2 separate regions of the Mus musculus genome follow, and region 1 is linked to region 2. The links are chromatin loops, found by intact Hi-C in ENCODE. Cell type or tissue: left cerebral cortex. All regions are shown on one strand. Links, peaks and the distances in the headings refer to the core of each region. The heading gives the core; the rest is flanking DNA.

Region 1 (12,454 bases), core at 1,501-9,500, 600 kb after region 2:
CTGTGACCCCACATTTGACTTCCTAGCATCCTTCTGTAGGACTGTAATGTAGACAGACAGAAACATCAATTGAGTTGATTAGTTGAACCCAGTGTCTTCTCCCTTCACCTAAAATCCTTGTTTCCCTTTATAATAACACGGATCTGGTTTCTCTTCACCTGTCTCTAACCCACTGACACACTGGCCTTCCTTTTTTCCTGGAACCTGCCCAGTGACTGCTTCATTCTTTCCTGGGAGCCTGCAGGGCTGTGTTCCTGGGCTATCGCTCCTTCCCAATGTAAAGATCATCTCCCAACAACTGAAGTGAACTGGCAGCCACTTTAAAGTACACTCACCACTTTGCCCCTTCTTAGAATTGGAAACAATCACCCATGGAAGGAGTTACAAAGTTTGGAGCTGAGACAAAAGGATGGACCATCTAGAGACTGCCATATCCAGGGATCCACCCCATAATTAGCCTCCAAACGATGACACCATTGCATACTCTAGCAAGATTTTGCTGAAAGGACCCTGATATAACTGTCTCTTGTGAGACTATGCCGGGGCCTAGCAAACACAGAAGTGGATGCTCACAGTCAGCTAATGGATGGATCACAGGGCTCCCAATGGAGGAGCTAGAGAAAGTAACCAAGGAGCTAAAGAGATCTGCAACCCTGTAGGTGCAACAACATTATGAACTAACCAGTACCCCGGAGCTCTTGACTCTAGCTGCATACGTATCAAAAGATGGCCTAGTAAGCCATCACTGGAAAGAGAGGCCCATTGGACATGCAAACTTTATATGCCCCAGTACAGGGGAACGCCAGGGCCAAAAAGTGGGAATGGGTGGGTAGGGGAGTGGGGGGGGAGGGTATGGGGAACTTTTGGGATAGCATTGGAAATGTAATTGAGGAAAATACGTAATAAAAAATATATTTAAAAAAATAATAATAAAGTACACTCACTGCCTTACCTGACTTCCTTGTTGTATTGATCACTATATGAAGTTTTCCCAATCTGTGCACTACCTGCCCCCTTCCAGACCTCCTCTTAGACTCCTTATGGCTTCTCATGGTAATAGATATGTCCCCAATGCTTCCCACAATCCCTGGCCAGTAGTCAATGCTCAGTCCACATGAGCTGGACAAACAGATGGTTCCGAGCTTAGGTGTAAGCTTTGAACTTCAGTGACTTAGAAGGAAGCTTAATTTGTTTCTTTTTGTTTCTGTGATAAAATACCTGACCAAAGGCAACTCAAGAGAAGGAGAGTTCATTCAGGTTTAGAAAGAGTCATGGCAACTGGCAGAAAGCGCTGGAAGCTGAGACCCACATCTCCAATAGCAAACAAGAAGTACCGAGAAGAAATTAGAAGAGGGTCAAAGCTATGGCCTCTCAAAGCCAGCCCCAGGGAACCATTTCTCCAGCAAGGCTGCACCCTTAAAGGCTCCATAAGCTTCTCCAGCCACACCATCCACTGGGAACCAAGTGTTCAATTCAGAATTCGAACCATCACATAAGTCTTGATTGTTCTTACAGTGGGAATGGAGTTAACACCACAGCCAACTCAACTGGCTTGGGTTTATAAGACATCGCTCCTGGACATGCTGAAAATTCCATTTGCCCTTTTGAAAGACTGTTCTTAGGATGAGAGATTAGAACTGAGCACTACTGTTTCCCTGGTAAAGCCTGCTGATAGCCCGACTCTTCTGTCCATATAAATTTCCCTCTTCCTGGCCTCCAAATGATGGAGATGCGACATCTCTATGGCTAGGACTCCAGAAGTCAGCAGGCACCATGGCTATCCAAAGCTCCAGCATGACTTCTCCCCAAAGGCAGAGCAGAGAAGCATCTCGGATAAAAGGCAGCCAGTACTGCAAGGGAATAGTGCTAAGATACTCGGCACTCCAGCAGCCTACCCCACCACCACCACCATGAAGAAGCCTACACGTTTCCATTTCTACTAGGTGAATGGTAGGATGTGGTTGGTCTTACATCAGCTCAGTAAGCCTGTAGCCATGGGCTTTTGTTCAGTTCTTCCCTTGAAAGGTAAAACGGAAGACTGGCCCAGTTCCCAACCTGTAATCCCAACAGCTGGGAGGCTGAGATAGGAGGATTGCCTTGAGTTCAAGGCTAGACTTGGCTATATGGTGAGTCCAGCCTGAGTTACATAGTAAAACCTTGTCTCAAGAAGCAAGAAGATAGATGGTAGATAGATGGATGGACAGATGGATGGACAGACAGACGTAACGTGGGTGTATGGATGACAACTTTCCAGGTTTGAGTCCATCTGCGTCTAAGATGGCAAACAAATCCTGCTGACTTGAAACACAAAGGATGTTTAATGCTGCTTTTGTTCTAAGAAATAGCAAATTCTCCAAATCCAAAAATGAAAGCGAGAACTTCATCATTAGCGGGGAGAACCAGGAGTTGAGAGCACCGGAGCCAACTTCCCCTTTCAGAAAAGCTGTGTGAAGAAATCACGTCTTTAAAAAAAGCTGTGGTGAAATTTCTTGGGTCCGTGTGTCCTGGGAAAGTCTGATTATTTGTGTTTCTGGATCAACAGTTAATGTGTAAATGACAAGTTCCATTAATCTTGTCCTGCAAGCATCTCACTGTCAAACTAGATTTACTCTGGAAAGGGTTATCCCTTCTTGACAGACAAAAACCAAAGTGGCTTGTTCTGAGGGAAGGGAAGATGAAAAGGGATGAGGGAGAAGAGGGGGAGGAGGAAGAAAGGGGAGGAAGAAGGGAGGGAGGGAGAAGGGAGAGGGAGGGAGAAGAGGGAGGGAGGGACAGAAGGGAGGGAGGAGAAGGAGGAAGAAGAGGGAGGAGGAAGGGGAGTGAGGAAGAAGAGGGAGCAGAAAGGGGCTGTGTCTTTCCACACATCTCTTCTGTTAACTCCCCCGTCATTCCTTCTGCCTCACTTGCATCTTTCTGAGCCTTGGCCAAGCAGGTTCATTCCTAGAGTGAGATTTTTCCCAGCCAGCATGTACTGTAGAATGAGAGTCTGCACTTTCATGGCCCATTTAAGGTCTGCGAGGGTCTGGGTGGGTAAGAACTGCCTTCCTGCCAGCAGAGAGCAACATCAGCAGTGCTGAAACAGTCCTTCTGTTTGGCTCGGTGGTGCCATATGGCTTCATACAGTGTAGAGTGTGCACCCTGTCAATCGGAGGTTACACGAATTCTTTGCTATGTGGCAAGGAGAGAAAAGTGTCTTGCATGGATAAATTCTGTCAGCCTTCACAGAGGGCCTTGAAAGACTCATCAGTGGGGGATGGGGGCGGGGTTATGAGGTCTAAGGCCTCGCTGCTGACCAGAAGTCACAGTGCTTTTAAGGAAAGTCATTTAAGTACAATTGCTGTCAGCAGGTGACAGTTTCAACAATGAGATACCCACAGTGTTTGTAGGAACGTCTCTGGAGAATGTCGGATGATGATTTTTAACCCTTTCCAGTAAGCCATTCAAAATCCTGACATCCAGGCAGAGCACTTAAGTAAACTGGAATCCCCAGCAAAAACTAGGGAAAAGAACAAGAAGCAAACCCAAGGTCCTTGCACTGCTGTGGTCCAAAGCAACACATTTCATCCTAGGCCTAGCTCTCACCGCGGGATGACCCCAAGGGATAACCCCAAGGGGTGTAAGGAGTCTCTGTCCCACAGGCTATGAGGTCCACTGCGTTGCAAACCAACTTTAAACATTGATCGTTCTTCCTGGAAACAACCCTCGGGTTCCTGTCTGTATATGCATGCCCTTCTCGTGCTGCTTGGTGCCTTGTCACCCCCTTCCCTCTGTCCCCAGTGCTGCAGCCAGGGAAGGATCTGGCAGCGAGTCACTACCTCGCTGAGTTTGCGCTCCGCGCACCTGTTCCCCAGGGCTGATGGGAGCCAAGCAGGAGGCAGGTTTTCCCTGGTTTCGCCCAAAGTGAGCAGAGGTGCCTCGAGTTACCCTAGCAACAAGCTCTTCCCACAACCTTCCAGCATCCTTTCCACCCCTCAACTTTCCAACTTTTGGCAAATGTATTTCCAAAGAAGCAACAGGGGGATGACCCAGTTGGAGTCCAAGCCCGTCTGGACAAGAGCCCACAAGGATCTGGCTAGTAGCAAGGCCCTTGACAATAGGTTGGGGTGGGGAGAGAGACAGCCAGACAACCAGGGATGGGAAGATTAAGAAAATGGATGCAGAACTTGCCTGCCCCCCCCCCCCCGCAGCCGCCCCTCCCCGCGTGCCCCGGGAGATGAAGGAGGGGAAAGAATCAGGGCTTTAGGAAAAGAGACAGATGAGAGGAGATGAAGATAGAGAGATAGAGGTTGGAACAGGAGAGGGAGAGAGACTGACTCTAGCAACCAAGTCACTTCTCCTCAGGAGCCAGGCAAAATGCAACAGATACCCGATCCCCAAGCCGCAGTGTAGAAAGGGAGTGTGGTGACAAGAGTCTCCAGGTTCCAAACCAGAGACAAACTCCTTCTCAAGAGTCCCCGAGGCCGAGGGAGACAACCGTGTGCAGAAGAGTCTCTCCCCAACCCATCCCCTGCAGAAGGCAAACTCTTGCCCGCTGCTACCTGCCACTTGGCCAAGCCAGGCTGCGATACCGCCAGCGGAGACGTGGATATGGAGGTGGAGACGAGAAGGACTCACCCTGGCTGCTGGGGGGCTTTCTCTTCCGGGCCATCCTCAGTCTGGTCCCTTCCCCCCCGGGTCCGCCGCGCAGAGCCTCCTGTGCCGCGCAGCCCCGGGAGCTCCGTCGCCTGAGCTCAGCGAGCTCTTTGTGGCGGTGATGGCATATGCCAGGCGGCGGCGGTCAGGTTGCGCGCTCCACTCCACTCGGCTCTGCTGCGCGGGCGCAGTCGCCCCTCAGCTGCCCGCCGCCAGACCGAGCCCCCGCACGCTCTGCGGCGGCCACGGCGGCCCCCTCTGCTGTGCGGCGCCTCTACTGGAGGCGCAGCGCCGGGTCCCCGGAGCGCCAACCCAGCGCCCACCTCCCTCGATCGCGCGCCCGCCCTCCCCACGCGTCCCCCTCCCCACTCGCCGAGCCCTCCGTCCCACGGGCGCCGCCAGCCCTGGCACGGCACCCTCGTCCAGCGACAGTTGGTAGCGGCTGAGGACGGCAGGGACATTCCAGTCAGCAGGATTCAAGGGGGCTGTTGGACTGAACCCCAGTCTGGCATTCCTGTTTCTCAAGGGCACCGGGGTCCCCAGCTGACTGAGACAGGATCTGTCCATCACCTAAAAGAGCAGTCCTCCTCCGCAGACCCTGAATCACACCTGGGCGATGCGCTGGAGTGTCAGCTACTTCTGGTCCTCCTGAGGGAAGATGTTAAGCTGGAGGACCTGCAGGGAAAGAGAAGTGAATTCCCACAAATGGCCTGTCACCAGACCCTGGCAGGTGACCTTGCTCGGGTCCCAAGGCTCTTCATTTTGAGAGTTCAGCATCGCTTCTTGAGCTGCCAGGAAAAGGCAAATAAAGTTTGCCTATCTGGGTTAGAGTTGGTGCCCTGATTTCTTAACCTCCTACAGAAACTTAGGCCCTGGGGTCCCATTCTTTCTCGCTCTGGTTAGGAGGCCTACTGGCAAAGTTTCAAGTTCCCTGGAACTGTCCCCTCCTGGGTGCTAACGAGGGGCAGGTTGGTATATCCTGCTACTGCCCCCAGGCAACAGGAAAAGCTAAAGTTTAGGGCTAATCTGAAAATATAAAGGAGTCAGGGCTTTAAAAGAGTGGCAGATGCGGGACTAGTGTCTGGGATCCAAGCATTCGGGAGACAGAGGCACGAGGATGGCCATGAGTTTAAATCTACACTGTAGAGGTGGTTTAATAGTCCAAAGCACTTCCAATTCACATTTTTCTTTTCTTGTTCCTAAGTACAGCTTCCCATACAATCTATCTAATATTCAGCTGTGATGGTTTGTATATGCTCAACTCAGGGAGTGGCACTATTTGAAGGTGTGGCTTTGTTGGAGTGGGTGTGTTACTGTGGAAGTGGTCTTCAGATAAAGATGTAGAACTCTCAGCTCTGCCTGCATCATGCCTGCCTAGATGCTGCCCTGATCCCACCTTGATGATAATGGACTGAAACTCTGAACCTGTAAGCCAGCCCAATTAAATGTTGTCCTTATAAGAGTTGCCTTGGTCATGGTGTCTGTCCACAGCAGTAAAACCCTAACTAAGACATCGGTGATTACAACTCAATACCCATTGACAGAAGGTTATCCCAGATCTAGTATAGTTTAATAGAAAAAAAAAAAAAAAAAAAAAAAAAAAAACACCAGAGTCAAAAACCACTGATAAGTTCTAGACTTGGGTCATTATACCTCTGTAAGATTGGGTGAGTCACTTAATTCCTCTGGTGGTTTTCTGTTTTCTGGTCCTGTCAAACGTCATGTCAAAGAGTCTGAGATATTTCAAGCAAGCAATGTGACTCAGACCTGTCATCTAGTGCCTGAGAGGCAGAGAGGCAGAGAGGCAGAGAGGCAGAGAGGCAGAGAGGCAGAGAGGCAGAGAGGCAGAGAGGCAGAGAGGCAGAGAGGCAGAGAGGCAGAGAGGCAGAGAGGCAGAGAGGCAGAGAGGCAGAGAGGCAAAGAGGCAGAGAGGCAGAGAGGCAGAGGCACGAAGACGCAAGAAGCAAGAGAGGCAGGAAAGGCAGGAAAGGCAGAGGCACAGAGGCAGAGGGAGGCAGAGGGAGGCAGAGGGAGGCAGAGGGAGGCAGAGGGAGGCAGAGAGGCAGAGTCAGGGGCAGAGGGGCAGAGGCAGAGGCAGAGGGGGCAGAGGGGCAGAGGGGCAGAGAGAGAGGCAGAGAGAGAGGCAGAGAGTCAGAGAGAGTCAGAGAGAGTCAGAGAGAGAGAGGCAGAGAGAGAGGCAGAGAGAGAGGGGCAGAGAGAGAGGCAGAGAGAGAGAGGCAGAGAGAGAGGCAGAGGGGCAGAGGGGCAGAGGGGCAGAGGGGCAGAGGGGCAGAGGGGCAGAGGCAGAGACGTCCACCTAGTGAGCTCCAGGCCAGCCAGGACTACATAGTAGACCTTGTCTACAAAACAAATATTGGACTGTGATGGCCAATTAGTCCTGGTTGTTAGTTTGATTACACCTGGAATCAACTGAAACCCAGGCTGCTGGGCAGGCCTGTGAGGGATTTTATTCGGGTTACTTGAAGTCGGTAGCCTCACCCTAAATCTGAGCAGCACTTGCTAATGGCAGCCTAGGTGGTGGAGAAAGGAAGTTTGATGTCCTGCCTATTTGGCCTCACTCTCTCTCTAGCAAGTCCACTCAGCCTGTTGCCGAGACACACCCTTAGAAATGACATCAGTGGGCACTGCAAAATGGAATGGGAAAACTCAGACACCCACACCCTAACTTATATATAAAATTCCCAAAAATAAGCATTATTTTAAAAACACATAGTTGACCATGGATATGATGCCTGTTTGACTACTATCATCTAACCCAGGCATGTGCTGTGTCATCCTTTCTTTGGGATACATCCCAGTCTCACTCATGTGTGTTGCTTAGTCAGTTGGGTTTGTGTTGTTGTTTTATTGTTTTGGCTTGTTTGCTTTGGAGACAAGGTCACACTGTGTAGCGTTGGCTGACAGCAAAGTGACCATTCCCCCTCCTTCCCTCTTTACCTCAGAGTCCTCAATTTTACTTTAATAAACAAAATAGCTCCTTTCTCTGTGCCGCTCCCTCCACAAGTGAAATCCATCCAGAATTATCTCTTCTAACACAGTTTCTCGCTTAACTGGAAACTGCTTGCCACTGGGCTTGGTAGTACTTAAGTCCCAGCACTGAGGAGGACAAAGTGGGATGACTGCAAGTACCTGGGCTCCACAGCAAGACCCTGTCCCACAAACAAACAAGAGACAAAGTTCTCTCCAATTCTTCACATCCCCGAGGCACGTGAATATTTAGTCTCTGTGGAGATCCTACGTCTATCCAGAGCATCCCACTTTATCCCTGGGCACTATTATACCTGCTGTCTATATTAGAACAATGTCTTCAACTCGTGCAACTTTTGCATTCTGTGTTTTATTCCATCCTGACCCCCAAGTCTGTGGCTTAGATGGTAATTCCTGTCCTCAGTTCTAGATGATGGAAAGAGGTCGGTGGAGATGTGATGGCAGCTCGTGGCTTCTAGTACATCAACTCAGCATCCACCCAACATCAGCACCAGCTGCCGATTCTGAAGATCAAAGCCACTTCAGACCAGAGATGCTTCAGTGTGTACTTACTTATTCCTTACAAGAATAGTGTTGACACCGCACTTGCTTGTTTTGGTGTGGAAGTGGTTGCGTGTTTGGGTGGCTGGCACAGCTCACAGTGCAGTGCTAGGACCTTGGGAGTTACAATGGTGGCACTCTTCTTAGCTCTCCCTCTGTGTGGCAGGACTGAGGTATTCCCCACTCCTCAGCATGGATGCTTTCTCAGCAAAGGTGACTCAAAATTTCAGTTGGTTAGATTCGTCCTCCTTTTAGATGACTATGATTGATATATAATTTACATTTATAACACTTGCCTTCGTCACAGTTCTATTGCTCTGAACAGATGCCATGACCACGACAACTCTTATAAAGGAAAACATTTACTTGGGGCTGGCTTACAGGTTCAGAGGGTCAGTACAGGATCATCATCACCATGGCAATGGCAGCAAGCACTGAACGGGAACAGCAGCTGAGACCTACATCCTGATCCGAAAGCAGAGGAAGAGGGCCTGGCCTTGGCGTGGCTTTTGAAACCTCAGGGTCTACACTCAGTGACACACCTCCTAATCCTTCTCAAATACTGCCGCTCTCTGCTGACTAAGCATCCAAATATATGAGCCTAAAAGGGCCATTCTTATTTAAAGCACCACAACTCTCTGATGCACCAAGGTCATGACTTTCCAGGCCAAGAGTCTCCTGGGCAGCATACATTGCATGCTTTTGTTAAAAGGTTACAAATGAAATGCTGGCTTGGTTCAGTAAGGCAAAACAAATTATATAAGCCATTAAAACAGATGTAACACAGGAACAGGGAAGGGAGTGGAGTGGCCGAAGGTTGCACAGGAATGGCAGCAGGCTGCAGGAGCTCACAGCACCCCTCTGATTACAAGGGCTCTGGTTTTTTTTCAAGAAAATTAGGAACCCAGATTTTCTAGGGAAATACCCTTTGTGATGGTGACTAATATAAACAAGAAAGCCATGATTGAAAATAAGTGCGTATTAGTGCAGCTGCAACTGGGTTACAAAAAAAGAAAAATCACAATGTTTAAAATAAGTTTACAATATTATGTTGGTTCACATTTCTGTCTATCCTCCACAGCCTCAGGTTCAGCTCTGGAACGCTGGTTCTGACATAGAAAACTGAGAAAAGGCCCCCTACTCTCTAGGAGGATTGTGCCTTTCCCAAAATAATGGATGCCATAGACCCAATAAGTAAGGAGCCACTGGGCAAAAGCTAACAAGGAATTAATCATTCGTTAGTTTCAGACTGAAATCATGAAACATTGCACAACAGGAAATCTAAGTTCTGATCACTTCTCTGTTAGTATATACAATTCTGGCTTCCAACACCTTCTATACTAAGAGCCCCAACAGTTACTATGTTCCTCAAAGAGGTATAGTGCTTCTTAGAAGACAAGGGGTTACAGCGCCTCCTAGAGGACAAAGGTTACAGCGCCTTCTAGAGGACAAGGGTTTACAGCATCTGCTAGAGGACAAGGGATTAAAGCGCCTCCTAGAGGTCAAGGGGTTACAGAGTCTCTTAGAGGACAAGAGGTTACAGTACCTTCGAAAGGACAAGGGGTAACAGCACCTCCTAGAGGACAGGGGTTGCATCAGACCTGACAGGAAGTCTTTCTTGAACTTTGAATTCTTGTCTGGGTTTGTCTATGTCTGTACTAAGCCATCCCCACTCCTTTTAGTTTCTTGACCCCCAACCTTCTGTAAGCACGGTCACATTCCCAAGCAACATAGGTAGATAAGGATGCAGGTCAGTCTACGAATACAGAAAGATATTGCAGAAGCTTCCAGAGACGACTTCTTCCTTTCTAGAGCAGGAGATGGAGTTTTGTGCTATGTTTGAGGAAGACCATCTGATCAGAACAGCGATGATCCCACCTGCTTTGGAAATGAGGGAGCAGTGAAGGAGTGCCAAGGGGATCCGAACACCGTCAAGGTCAAGATGGCAATGAAGGCAATGGGGTGGATGTTATTTTACTCAACCAACTACAAGGCTGGAAAAGGGGGTGAGCACACTGGGTGTTTATAGTACGTGCTGTACAGAGAGGATCTCAGACAGTTAACAAGCCGCAGCATTTGATGAGACTGACAGAAAACGAAATTAGTGCGTAGCACCAAGTGCTGGCTCACGCCCATAGTTCCAGCACTTAAAATTCCATAATCTGGAGCTCTGGAGACAGAGAAGCTAAAGTGAGGCTGTGAGGACCCCCACTCCATAGTCAACAGGGGCGCTGGAGACAGAGCAGCTAACCTGAGAATGTTCACCTAACAAGTTTTGCAACGTATGTACCAGCCGGAGATGGCAGGGGTACTGGCTGAGGAGAGAGCGGTTTTATAACCCCAAATATAGGTTGTTTTCTCTCTTCCTTGTCTGGAAAATCAGAACGGGGTGATCTTACAGGTTGTTTGGGCCTTATCTTTCCCTCTGACACTAATGGTTGTCTAGTTTGGCTGTTTCCCGACAAAGGCTGGATGTAGCTTTATCTCTGGTTGTATGGTTTCTTTACTCAGAAGCTTCTCAGGCACACAGCCTTGTTATATCTGCAGGTCGTCAGACAACCTTGGCTGTTAATCATTCTCTACTCCAGGCTTCTGGCTTGGTTTGATGGAGCTGAATGAGCAGGAGTTAGCAGGGACCCAGGAGAGTCTGTTCACCCAAAGTTAGACTGAAGCTGACTGAAACCACTCTTGTTCTGAAGATGAACCTTTAGTTATTTTCACTCCTTACAGAGGAACGGGGCTGGAAGACTGCCATGAGTTCGAGAACAGCCTGAGCTGTGTAGTGAATTCCAGACCAGTCTGAATTAGAGAGTGAAGGGATTGCTGCTCAAGCAGGAGGCCCTGCGTTTGGATGCGAGCACCCACGGGAAAAGCCAGGCCGAGGCTGCTGCCACCTGCGCCCACTCCACTTGGGGAAGCAGAGGCAGGAGGATCCTTGGAGTTTGACTCATTGAAAGCAAGTGAGCTCCAGGCCCAATGAGAGAAAAAAATAGGTGAATGACTGAGGAAGACATGCAACGTTGACCTCTGGCCCGCACAACACGTCAAACTGGATGTTTTAGCCATCAACTTGAACGGTTAACCAGAATTCCCTGAAAAGGAAGACTCAATGAGGACTGTCTGGAATTGGCCTACAGGGGATTTTCTCAGTAAGGTTCACTGGGTTAGAATGGACAACCCATCCTGAATGTGGGTAGCGCCATTTCATGGGCTAGGCCCTGACCTATGGGAGACTGAAGAAAGGCTGGTGAGAGCAAGCAAGCAGTAGCATAGAGCACTCTCTTCCTTGTGGATGTCACATGACCAACTGTCTCAAGGTCTTGCCTCAGTGACCTCCCCAAGATAATGGGCTGTGACCTGGAGCTGGAAGTGAAATAATCCCTTTTCTCCCCTGAGTAGCTTTTTGCTGGGGAAGGGAAGGTATCACAGCAATGGAGTGATTCTGGAACATGGCCTTGAAGTTCTGACTCTCCCCACAAACATGGCAAGTGCTAGGGCTACAGCTGTGCAATTGTCATGTGTGCACAACCGTGCCCACGGAATTACAGCCACACACCACCGTGCCCACAGAACTAGAGCTAACGACCACCATGCCCACATCACCATGCCCACACCACCATGCCCGGGTTTATTTGGTGCTGGGGACCAAACCTGGAACTTCTCACTGGTCCAATAAGGATACAATATTCTTAATGATGTGCATGTGTGATGGGCAGGTTGCTGGCACCATGAGAAAAAAAAATGAACATGATTACCAACTTACTAAAGAAATCCCTGCTTCAGCTGGGTCACCTCATAGCTGATTCTATGGAACCCTCTAACCGTGTCTCATGGTCTCCTCTCTGCCGATTCACTCCGTGTCTCTGTCAGAGACGCCGCACCAGCTCTCAAACCCAAGCTGCTTCATCTCTTAAAAACTCGGCCTCTGTCACATTGATTATTGAGTAGAATATTGGTTACAAGGTCTAGATTCAGATCACTTTATTCAATACACTGTGTTTCAAGCAAAATTCTTAAATATTATGACTTTTAATTTATACCAATGACAAATAAAAATGAGAGAGTTCAGATTTTAAATATCAGAGTTCAGACAGACCTAAAAATAGGACATCTCCATCCCGTTTATTAATTACATGAATAGCAGATGAGGAAAAGATTGAATTAGCTGAAACATATCAATAGCATTCACACCAGAGTCACGTTATAGTCCTTGGTTTGTTTTGGAAGCAAAGCTGAAGTTAATTTTAAAAAGGGTTTTAATGTAGATGTAAGG
Region 2 (12,454 bases), core at 2,645-10,644:
CAAGAGTTAATTTCTCTGTTTTAGAGAAACTTAAGTGTAAATGGCTTTTCAAAGTAGCTTTGTGTATGTTTGCTCTCTGAAGACTGCTTTTTAAGCACATTAGGAGTCACTCTACAAATAAACGTAAAGCTTCCTGTGTCTATTTATGTCAAATAGGAAAAGCAAGGTTACTTCTTCTCTGAGGTGGCCTCAGCATCATGAGCATGCGAGTTGGAGCCATGGGAACAACCTCACTCCAACCCTGAGCCTTTCTTACAGGGCAGCTCAGAATTTGCATTTCTTGCCCTGGACAAGTGTCTCCTCTTGCTTTGGCCGTGTGGATAAAAGTAACTGATATACACGTGAGTATTTTGTTCAGGGAAATACCTGTGCCTTCTGTCTACTTTGTCTCTCACCACCAGAGCTTGCTGCTAGCAGCCGCTGAGACACATGGGGGTAGCTTTTTCTAAGCTTGCTTAGGAATGATCACCAAGACACAGACATCCGCATAAAACAGAACACATGTGCCATGACAGCTTGAAGGGTTAGGACTTGAGTTCTGACATCAGAGGTCCTGTAGCAAACCATTTCATTTTGTGGGTTTCCATTTCTTCTAACACCTGCTGTGTTCGCACTTGAGGGATGACTGGATCAGATAGGAAGTGAGCATTGGCCAGCAATAGTCTATTGCAGCATTACCATTTTTCCTCATTGAAGGGAAGGTGACTTCATCGTTTTCAAATGTACCAGTCATGAAGATGGCATTGACAGCATCAGGGAGCATCATGGGAGCAGAGGCCGTCTCTAGCTTTGGCAGCAGGAGCTTGAGGCAACTTGTCACATTGCATCCGTAGTCAGGGAGCCCAGGGGATGGTGCCGCCCACATCAGGATGGATCTTCTTGATTAAAACTCATAAAACAGACAGCAGAGGTATGTCTCCTGGGTGATTCCGAATCTCATCAAATCGAGTAAATTAACTGTCACAAGTTCAACCTTTGTCAGTCAGATGTCCAGACACATTACTTCTTAAACTTTTATTAGGATGTATTTTATTAGCTCTGGTTATACATCTATGTGTTTGAGTGTGGATATGAACACATGTGAACAGTTGCCCATACAGGTCAGAAGTTTGAGAAGCCCTGGAGCAGACAAGTGTGATCTGCTTAGCACAAGCACATCTCCTGAGTCAGGCGATTTCAAATGCCGGCAAGCTGGAAAGGAAGGTTAACTGTAACTGTCATCTTTATTTTTCTTAAATCTGTAAGTAAAGTCAGTCAAGTCGGCATTTTAGGAACCCTTCCTGACCGGCTTATTCCAGACAGCACGAGAAGAAGCCCCATGAGCGGAGGCTGGAGCAGACAAGTGTGATCTGCTTAGCACAAGCACATCTCCTGAGTCAGGTGATTTCAAATACTGGCAATTTCAAGTCGGCATTTTAGGAACCCTTCCTGACCGGCTTATTCCAGACAGCACGAGAAGAAGCCCCATGAGCGGAGGCTGGAGCAGACAAGTGTGATCTGCTTAGCACAAGCACATCTCCTGAGTCAGGTGATTTCAAATACTGGCAATTTCAAGTCGGCATTTTAGGAACCCTTCCTGACCGGCTTATTCCAGACAGCACGAGAAGAAGCCCCATGAGCGGAGGCTGGAGCAGACAAGTGTGATCTGCTTAGCACAAGCACATCTCCTGAGTCAGGTGATTTCAAATACTGGCAATTTCAAGTCGGCATTTTAGGAACCCTTCCTGACCGGCTTATTCCAGACAGCACGAGAAGAAGCCCCATGAGCGGAGGCTGGAGCACACCTGCCCTGTAGGTTTCTGTGGATTCCTTAGATGAGCAAGCACCTGTGATACTGTCTATGCTCAGGACAATGCTGTGTTTGCACTCTGGTGAAGGGCGTGGCAGGAAGCCCTGGTGCTGTGTGGCGTGTGCCTTGCACAACTTGCACTCTTGTAACTGCAGCTGCACGTTACGTATAAGCATATACAGCTTGCTGCCAGGTAGGGAACTGGGGTAGGGAAAGGAAACTTACAGTCTTAGAATGTCTTGAGCATGGCTTCTGAATTACTGAATAAAATCTAAATGATCTGCCAGGTAAGCAGTCAGAAGGAGTGACAACATGTAAACAGAACAGCCAGCATGGTGGTAGTGGTGGTGGTGGGGGGACCCTAGGTAGAACCACCACAGGGAAGGGACCTGAGCTGCAGTGACCACCCTGGGTTTTAGCCTCTGAACTAGAAGGCATTCTCTGCTTCTCCCTGGGGCAACCATTCACTGCCCAGGTTTGACTCCTCCAGGTTCCACAAGCTTTGTTTCTGGAGTTCTTGGACCAGACATCAACCAAGTTATGGCCAAGCAGATACGTTTCATGTGGCTCACATGAGGGTGGTTTTCCTAATTGGGTCATGATTTTAAAGTACAATTAGCTCACAGTGGGAGTAAAACTGCATCTCTAGGGTTTGTTTTGTTTGTTCCCTTTAATTGGAAAACTTGGGTTGTTGGAGGCACACATCCCACATGACACTCAGCCAGCCACATTCTGGCTGTAACATTTGAAAAGAGTCATCCAGTTCCCCTCAGACCCTTCCCATTGCTAGCTCTCTGACAGACACCTCATTAGTTGGTCCCTATGGGTGTCAGTCTGTGGTGGCAAGCCCCGGATAAACACTGGAGAGAAACAAACCTGTTAACTGTATTAGTGTATCGTAGGACAAAAAGATAAACTGCTACAATTCCTACGGATGCAAGATCAAAATGCCAAGCCCTTTGTATAACGATGTTTAGGAATTTGAAGATAGCTACCACCAAGAATGAAATCAAGGTTGAGACTTCTCTCTCTCTCTCTCTCTCTCTCTCTCTCTCTCTCTCTCTCTCTCTCTCTCTCTCACACACACACACACACACACACACACTCTCTCTCCTTTTGAGATGGTATTTGGTATATTTAGCATTGTCTCTAGTTCATGCAGGCATGAGCCACTACATCCAATGTATGTGCTAAGAACCAATCAAACCCAAGGCTTTGGTATACACCAGGCAAGCACTCTACCAACAGAGCCACCTCTAACACCATAGAGCAAGATACTCTGAGCATAGGCAACTGCACAGCTCACACACTCAGAAAGCCAACTCTACATAGTAAGTAGGTGTGTTGAGTTAACAGAGAACAGGTGCCTTGCCCCTAACATGGCAATTTAGCTGTCCTGTCCTCATTAGGAAAAGAGGGAGGGCACTGGTTCCTGGAATAAATGCTGGGGGGCTCTGAAAAATGACCACTGCCTCCCTCCTGTGATGGAGGCCAGAAGTGACTTTAATCGAATTGGAGATGGGGAAATAGATCTGACACTGCTATGCAAGGAATACAATAAAAATATATTCCTACCCCACCATGGTGCTTTGCACATGTGGGTGGGTCCTAACAGGGATTCAAATAGGCACAAATGTTAATGTGCTAAAACCCAATAAAGTAGTTTAATTTCCTAGAATTTTGTCTGTTCTGTTGCAGTAAATATTACTTGGGGTTTGTATTGCACTTTCGATCATTTAACTCTCAAATAAAAGACACAAAACCTTTATTATAAGCCTTAAAAGCACTAGAGCTGGGCATATACCAACCCTCTGTGCTGTTTTGTCTACTCGACTGTCAGTAGTCCCAAGATGTCACTTGCCACATTTCGCCTTGGCCGCTCCTGCTCCAACTGGCCGCCCCTGACAGCCATGCTCTCAGGATCCACCTACCCCATGGTGCCTTCTTCCTTTTTCCAACCCTCCCCATGCCAAGGAACTGAAGCCCCAGTACCCCTCTTCTGCCCAGCTACAGGCTGTAGGCATCTTTATTCAACCAATAGTTTTAAATTAAGGTACAAGGTTTGCACAACAAAATCTGGTATAAGTGAGAATTGAGGCACTAGACTTGTCTTGAGGCAACCAGACCTTGGAATACAGAAATTAGCATTTCATTACATAGCTACAAACCAAACCTCAACATTGTTCGTCCTTGTGAAGTGAGTCATTCATTCATTCATTCATTCATTCCAATAGACTTTTTGTTTTTTAACAGCACTTCAGGTTTACAGAAAAACAAGGTCACTTGATAGCTGCATAGTATAAGGTAGCCTTTGTCTCTGACTGAATGTGCAATCTCCCACATGGTCCCCTCTGTTTGAACCCTTGGTCCTGGGCTGCCCAAATGGTGGCACTGAGGAGGACACAGACCTTCAGGTACTGGAGCCATGCTGGAAGAGATGGAGTACTGAGTGGGGGTGGGGCAGTTACAGATTACAGCCAGGCCCTGGTTCCCACCCCAGACCTCTAGCCCTTTGCCCCTGGGATGAGAGATGTCGCAGCTACACACCCGAGCCATCATGAAGTCTGCCACATTTCACCACAGTAAGGTGTGTCCCTTTAGACTGTGAGCCACAAAGGACCTGCCTTCTGCATGTGCTGCATCCAGGCACCTCATCTTCCTGCCAAGAAAATAACCAGCACAGACAGCTCTCCTGACAAGACGACAAGATTCCCAGAACCAAGAATTCTAAGATATGCTTTGTGACTAATGGTGTCATGGCCTCTCTGGTTATTTTTCAGCGACCCTTTTTAAATTTTTATATTGAAATCATTTCAAAACTGAAGAAAATGGACACTCTGAGAATCTGCTTACCCCTCACTCAGGGTGATTATGTGTGCCCCTCTCCCATGGAGTCTAGATAGTATACACCCACGTGTATGATCAAGTGCCTGGACGCATCTCAGAATATACTCAAGATGTACAGAACTCTGCCTATTCTTTTTGAGGGAGGACCCATTGTGTATCCTCAGGCTATCCTTGTACTCTCTGTATAGCCTTGACTTCTGTCTTAGTCATAGTTCTCTAGTGTCACAGAGCTTATGGAATGAATACATACATACATGTGTATATGGGTGTGTGTGTGTGTATGGGTGTGTGTGTGTGTGTGTGTGTGTGTGTGTGTGTAAATGACTTATAGGCTGCAGTCCATACTAACTCAACAATGGCCAGCTGTGACTGGGAAGTCCAAGAATAAAGCACTTGCTCAGCCCCAGGAGGCTGGGTGTCTCAGCTGGGCTTCTGTAGAAGCTGGAATCCTGAAGCAGTAGGTTCCAACAGATGTGCTGGCAAGTAAGTGCAAGCAGGCAAAGAAAAACGAACCCTTCCTTCTTCCATTGTCCTTATACAGGCCTCCAGCAGAAGGTATGGCCCAGATTGAAGGTGTGCCTCCAGATCTGGATTAAAGGTGTGTGTCTATGTAAATTAAGAGAATGTGTCATCCCACCTCATGATCTGGATCAAAAGCTTGTGTCTTCCAGCCTCAGGATCTAGGTCAAAGGTGTGACTCCATTTCTGGATTGTAGTTCATTCCAGATATAATCAAGATGACAAGCTTGAATAGCCATCACAATTTCCTTATTCTCCTGTCTTTATTTTCTGGATGCTGGAATTAAGTTCGTATCATGGCACCCGGTAGTACTTGGAATTGAACAATGCCTCATGGATGCTAGGCAAGCACTCTATGTGGGGGGGATATGATCAGGAATCCCTGTGGATACCAAAATCGGCGGATGCTCCCACTCCTATATAAAATAGCATTGTATTTTCATGTGCCCATATATGTCTTCCCATAAGTGTTAAAACACATTGAGATAGCTTATAGTGCCTTATACCCTATAAATGCTTACAGAATAATAACAAGGGAAGGACTTAGTGATCAATACAGAGGCACTCTTTTCCATAGCCTACCAATGTGGATAGACAACTGTGTTTCCATTAATGATATAACTACATGGCCAAGACCCGATAAAGTCATGTTGACAACCTGCACAATAATACCACCAGTTCACAAGCCAGCAGGGCTGGGGGAAATTTAACAAGGCTCCACCCACATTAAGAGCAACAGGCAATTAATGGCTGTTAAGAGAGAACCAGTCTTCTCGAGGAAAGAAACCCCTGGTGGGTGATTCAGTGTCAAAGCATCATTTCTAAACACATGAACATACGAGCAACTCTGGCTAGACTCAGCAGGTTGTACATATGTAGCAATAATAACTAAAGAGAACATGAAGTTGAGAAGGAGTGGGTGTGAGGGCAGGGGAGGAGCTAGGGGCTGGAGATGGAAATGATGCAATACAGTACTCGTGTCTAATTCCCAGAATATAATGAAAAACGCTGGAAAGAGGGAGTTGCAAACGCCTACACTTTGGAATTTATAAACATCCTGCTTTTTTTTTTTAGATCAAAGTCCCGCCCACCTGTCTTACTATGGACTCACAATATCCAAATCAGTTATGACATGATTGCTCCTTTATTTCTTTTCCTGTTATCCCGTGACACATGCATGCATGTGTACTAAGGCGCGCACACACACATATGTTTGTCAAATGGGTTATTCTATTCAGTGATCTAAGAGTCATTGCTGTTAGCATTTATGTTAATGCTAACATTGTCCCAGGTGTAGCCCACGGAGTCCCCAGGTTGCCCCTGTGTGCTTTCCAGGTGTTCTTGTCTTGCACAAACAAGAAGATACTCCAGCCTCATTCTGTGAATCTCCAGCCCATGAGTCTGGCCCCTTTGGTATTTGTGCCTCTAGGTTCTGCACTTGTGACAGTAGGTTATTTTTATATATAATTATGACATTGTTCATCATGCGTGATAGTTATTAACAAATGATCCTATTCCAAGGCTGTACCTTGTAGCTCATCTCACCTTCAGGACACACTGGCAGGAGTGCCTTCCTCTTCTTTCTTCTCTGTGACACAGCAGTGACAAGCTCCCATTAAAGCCTTGGAGTGTTGTCCATGATAGCACTTAACGCAGCCCTTTGTTTCTCAGCTATAATGACTAACTCTCAGCCTCTCTCCAAGGCACGATGGGACTAAAACAAACTCCGTGTATGTCTTTAGAGAAAGCCAACAAGGAGAGATCAAAAATCTTAGTGAATTTCCTCATCTTAACAATAAGTTCCTGCCTGCTGGTGGTGGTATGCCTTTAATTTAAATTAAAATTATAACAGAATTCTCTCCTTTAAAATTATTTTCTCAATGGTTTATCTTTAGCTTAAAATTTCACATAGTTACAAATAAACTTAATTCTAATATTTGAAATGAGACTTCTTAGCTGGACAGTGGTGGCAAGCATCTTTAATTCTAGCACTCGAGAGACAGAAGCAGGCAGATCTTTGAGTTTGAGGCCAGCCAGCCTGGTCTACAGAGAGTTCCCGGACAGTCAGGGCGACACAGAGAAACCCTTTCTTCAAAACCAAAGCAACAGCAACAACAAAAAGGAAACAACAGGCTCCTAACGCCACCTGTTTTGTCTGTGTGTTGCTTTGGAGTGGCAGAAACTATCAATGCCTCCTACAGCAGCAAGAATGGCATGATGTCAGAGGAAAGTTTAATTAACCCGTTTTACAAAACAGAGAGCGGGCAAGAAAGGGGTGAACAGAACGTTGAGTAACTGCCTACATCGGCCACCAGGTGGCAGAGTAGCACGCACAGTCCTAGAGCGGCTTAGGAGGCGCCGGTGAAGTTCAAGAGCTTGGCTGTGCTTTATTTACAGTCCTACAATATTCCAAAGGTTTATTTTTTCAAAAGACATTATGAAACCAACTTCTATTGTATTTTTATAGTAATTATATGCAAAATGATAATATTTTAGTCATTTAGTGTTTTAATACTAAAAAGCTATTTATCAGGAATATTTGAAGCTGATACATTAAAAAAGTGAACACTAAAAACAAGTGCTTCAGTGTTTAGTCTGAGGTGTGTGTGTGTGTTTGTGTGAGTGTGTGTGTGTGTGTGTGTGTGTGTGTGTGTATGTGTACATCTGTGTGTATGTGTGTGTCTTGTGTGCTTCTTGTATGAATGTGTGTGTGTCTATGTGTATGTGTGTGTGTCTGTGTTTGTGTGTGTACTTAAAATTGTTCTGTTCACTTTCATATTTTTAAGTACATTTCACTTATTAGGTATGTAAGTAAAAATTTGTAATCCTATTTGTGCAATTTCAAAGATGAATCTGTGTGTTAATGCTTATGTATGTGTATGTGTGCATGCCTGTGTATGTATGTGTGCGCGCGCGCGTGTGTGTGTGTGTGTGTGTGTGTGTGTGTGTGCGTGCATGCAAATGCACTCATGCACTTCTAGAGAAATTACAGTTTCAATACATCTGTATTGAATCTACAAGTGTTCTGGACAGAGTAGATAATTATAGCCAAATTCATCCGGACTATATAGATTTTCGCCTTAAATTGTTTTCTTCTATGAGTACAAAGCTCCCACGTTTCATATGGGCCTTTCGATCTTTATGCTCATTATAATGCTTAACACTGAGCAAACAAAATGCTTCAATATCTACATTTAACAATCCAATCTAAAGAATGCACCGCTATCCATTCCAAATGGCCATTCTAAGTGTGTGGGTGAATATGTGGTTTTGTGGTTGCACATGTCCATATGCTGACCAGGCAAGAGGTCAGCCTCAGATGTTTTTCCTCAGGCACTGTGTACCCTGTTTTGAGATGGGGTAGCTGACTTGGCCAATAGCTCACCAGTTATTCTAGGCTGTCTGGCCAGGGGACCCCAGGGAGTCCATTGTCTCCACTTCCCTAGTGCTGGGGTTACAAAACAGGACTATGCCTGATTTTTTTACATTCTTGCTAAAGAGCAAACTCTGGCTGTGCATGCAGCCCTCACTGTTAACTCAGCGTCCTTCCAGACCCTCCAGGGAATTTCTGATATCTCCGTTTCGAGGGTCTTTGCAACACTGGTTTTCTCTGAGATTCTAAAGCTGAAGTGTCAATAGGACCCTTTCAACTCAGTAGAGCAAAGATTGTTCCAAGTACATCACAGCTAGAGTGTAAGACAACGGTTGTGGCTTGGCTGTGTGAAAGTGGAAATCAGCTAAGAGAGACTGGGAGGGGAGACTGGTTAGAAGCTCTGCCCTTCCTGTAAACATGTGCGATCAAATGTTGAGAAACCGGCGATGACTTACCTCCTTGCTACTAGCTGCTAGATGGAGCTCAAGTAAGATCTGGCTCGCCCGCATAATCTCTAGTTTACACGTCCCATTTAAAAGACAAAGGAGCAGTTTTGCTAAATATCGCATTTGTATTTTCACTTACAAACTAACAGAGGAATTTGGCAGGCGCCCCTCCGTGAACTTGGAGCGCTTACTTTCTGGCGGGGCTCCTCCTTGGGTCCTAAGCTTAACTGCTTCTGCAGACGTTTCTATATTGCACTCTGGGTAAATCAATCCTCTAAATGGGAAAAGGGGCATTCTTTCACTCAGGGGGTGAAGGATAGCTCTTCAAGTGGGGACATTTATTTCATCGGCCGTTTTCTTTCTTTCTTTCTTTCTTTCTTTCTTTCTTTCTTTCTTTCTTTCTTTCTTTCTTTCTTTCTTCCTTCCTTTCTTTCTTTCTTTCTTTCTTTCTTTCTTTCTTTCTTTCTTTCTATTACTTCTCTTTCTTTAATCTTTCCATTGTTTTAAAAAATTAAAAAGGCTTCATGTGATCCCGAGCCTCGGTTGTTGGTCAGTGGCCTGCTGCCCTGTTGACGTGAGCAATCTAAATATAGGAATGAGGGGATCGTCCACATTGGCTCTCAAGTCATGCTTTCTTTCTACGGAAAACACACGATTCAATTTAATTACATCATCTGTCATTCTCCAGGACAGGGCTTCCAACAGGGCCAAACAATCCTGAAGCCAGTTCATCTCTTTTAAAGAGGGCTAATCAGAAGGGATTTGCGATATTGAAATAACGGAGAGGCCGTTGTGATTGATTCTGAGCAATTCAGGAATGAAGAATTCTTCCCCAAAGCCCCAAATCATTGAGCCGGCTCTGTTTTAAAATAATGGAAGCGAGCCGCATCTCTTACATATCACACCGGTGCTGTCTGTGGGTTCCCCAAACGCTTGGAATGAAATGTGTTTCTATCAACAAGGATGAATGGATTACAAATGACAGCAAAATGCATAAGGCAGCTCTGTACAATTCTGAGAGCAGAAATCCTTAGTGTTAAAAGACAGAAATCTGTTCCGGGAAAATAATATTTAAAGAGAGTTTCCACACCAAAATTATTTCCATTGTTTCTTTACAACAAGAAAAGACAAACATTGCGGAGGAACTTTCCACAGCCCTGTTGACGGGAATGCCAAGTTTTGCTACTAATGTAGAAAGCAGTAATTACGTTTTTAAAAATGACAACTCTGGTAATTATACATTTAAAATATGAATCCCAATGTTTAATTAGGTCATATGACTATAATATCAGCTTGCATGAGCAGCACACCAATTTCTAGCAATTCAAAGAAATACAGGCATAAAGGCTGCTATGATTGTGACATTTAAATAGAATGAACCATAATGTACTACATTATTCTTTAAATATTTTAATGTTTACCAATGTTATTGAGTAATGAAGTTTGTCATCATGGCTTATTCTTCATAAATAATTACTCTGGTAGCAATGAGTGTACTAGAACATTCGTGTGTTCCTTCCAAATTAAACACATAGCTAGACTCAAACATACATTTGAACGTGGTTTTGTATATTTCAATATGCCTAAGTAAATAATATGTTTCTTAAATTAATTACAGCAAGTTTTATGTTAGGAAAGTAATTCTCATTTTACCCTGTATTATAAACCCGTATTTATTATTATTATTATTATCATCATCATTATTATTATTACGTTCACTTCTTCCCATTTTTCATTTATAAATTCTGCATCTCTTGGCTTTTTAGTCTTTGTCTCACTGATTACTATTTCCAAGAAGCTTAAATGCCTGTGCTTTACAAAGTTTCATTTTGTCGTAGTTTTTTAAAATTAGGTTTTCAAAGCTTGTTTTAAATTACTCTTTTTTTCTCTAAACCACACGGATATGTATCTAATAGCTTTATTTGTTGCAAACACAAGATAGCCGTTGGTCAGTTACTGAGTCTTTGCCCCCACCCTCTCTCTGCTGTGCTTGAAGAGAATTCTTTCTAAGGCTGTGCTGAGTTTTGATATCCGAAGCCCATAATATCACCTTTCTATCCCCAAATTTGCTCTTGAAGATAAAAAAAAAAATCAATTAAGCAGATTCTGCGGAATTCATTTGCACATGTTGGTGACACAAGCTTTTAAACACAAATGCTAAACACCTCCTTACATCAAAGTAATGATTTACACAGCTGAGATGCTCGGGTGCCTTTTCATTTCGTCCCTAAAAGCCGGATTTCTTAATGTGGTAACCGCTACTGGGCAATCCTGCCTTGCCTTCCTTCAGCACTCCGCCCTTAACAAAACATTGCCGGAAAATGTTTCGAATCCTCTGTTTTTGTAGCTACATCTGCTAAAAGCTACATCAGAAGCCTGAGAATCTACTGTGATAAACAAAAGAGAAGTCCTTTCTGGAAAAAAAAAAAAAAGTGAATCACTTTTGTGTCCTGAAGGATTATATATGATTATATATTATTGTATTAAATGGGGAAAGGAGAGAGAGAGAGAGAGAGAGAGAGAGAGAGAGAGAGAGAGAGAGAGAGAGAGAGAGAGAGAGAGAGAGAGAGATCCTTCTCGAAGCCACGGTGAGGTCCCTGAAGTTGACGGAGCAGTGAGTTGACCATGTCTGGCAAACCTGCCTGACCTCCCAGCAGTTAGAAATGTCTGGTGCCTGAGACTGTGGCTTTAAACAGAAAACCTGTGTTTTAACAGGAGGGGTCATTTCAGCTCGTGGTCATCAAGCATGATGCAAGAGAAGGTTGGGGACGTAGCCTTCACGGGACCTACGTTGTCACCTTTTCTAATTTTACGAATGTGAAAGAAACAGTATGCTTTCAATTTCTCCTCAGTTCAGTTTCATTAATTCTCCCCAAACATGAGCACATGGCAGGCACCCAGAGCTGGGGGCGGGCCTCGGGGTTGAGGCGCCTCCGATATATAACCTGTCTTCTAGTCTTCATATTGACTGGGCGCTTCTAGCCTGTATCGCTGTGGCCCCCTGAGCCACAGAGGAACGCTTGATTTCAAATCGCTGTGCAGCAGACGCAGCCACCAGGACAGACTTTGTGTAATAGTACAATCCCCATTCCCTTTACAATATCTTAGGTATTCTACTGCACAAGGTGTTGAAAAGTTCAGGCCTTTTCCAAGAAGTACCCTTGCTGTCATTACCTGGAAGTTATCAGTAAGAATTAGTTATTTCTTTACAAAAACTCACTTGGAGACCAAGGAACTAGGCATGGGTAATAATGCTAAAAAAAAAAAAAAAATCTACACACTATTTTCATGTTTGCACTGGGCATTTTCAAATGCACTGTAGACTCTAGAATATGAATTATGATCCTGTTTATATTGAATGGAGTGGGTAATTACTAGCTATAAATCAGTTCTGCTATCTTGAAAGCACAGCCTTCTTACTCCAGGCATCAACATAAATAAGTTTTAGACCTGTGCTGAGTCTGTTGTGCTTCATGAAAT

The links. Peaks named below come from ENCODE experiments on the same cell type or tissue, not always from the same donor. Only the 100,000 strongest peaks of a DNase experiment are listed, where the experiment ranks them.
Region 1: it touches region 2 in a loop (3-fold over the local background); 16 of 42 quality-filtered maps call a loop at or near these places.

What each region holds. Positions count from the first base shown.
Region 1 is chr3:153,965,959-153,978,412 of GRCm38, reverse strand. Slc44a5 (solute carrier family 44, member 5) reads right to left here and starts at 4,977. Exons shown (of 22, transcript NM_001081263.1): 1 at 4,615-4,977. The coding sequence starts at 4,648. In left cerebral cortex, for the core only: a CTCF peak has its summit at 4,876; DNase peaks (open chromatin) are centred at 3,074, 3,846, 4,727 and 5,167; H3K4me3 peaks cover 2,030 bases; H3K27ac peaks cover 987 bases.
Region 2 is chr3:154,567,533-154,579,986 of GRCm38, reverse strand. It overlaps Tyw3 (tRNA-yW synthesizing protein 3 homolog (S. cerevisiae)), which reads left to right. Exons shown (of 6, transcript NM_172474.5): 6 at 1-3,467. Among named protein-coding and RNA genes, the nearest start is that of Gm40186, 6.6 kb to the right of the region's middle. In left cerebral cortex, for the core only: a CTCF peak has its summit at 7,461 (motif pointing right); DNase peaks (open chromatin) are centred at 7,463, 8,979 and 9,797.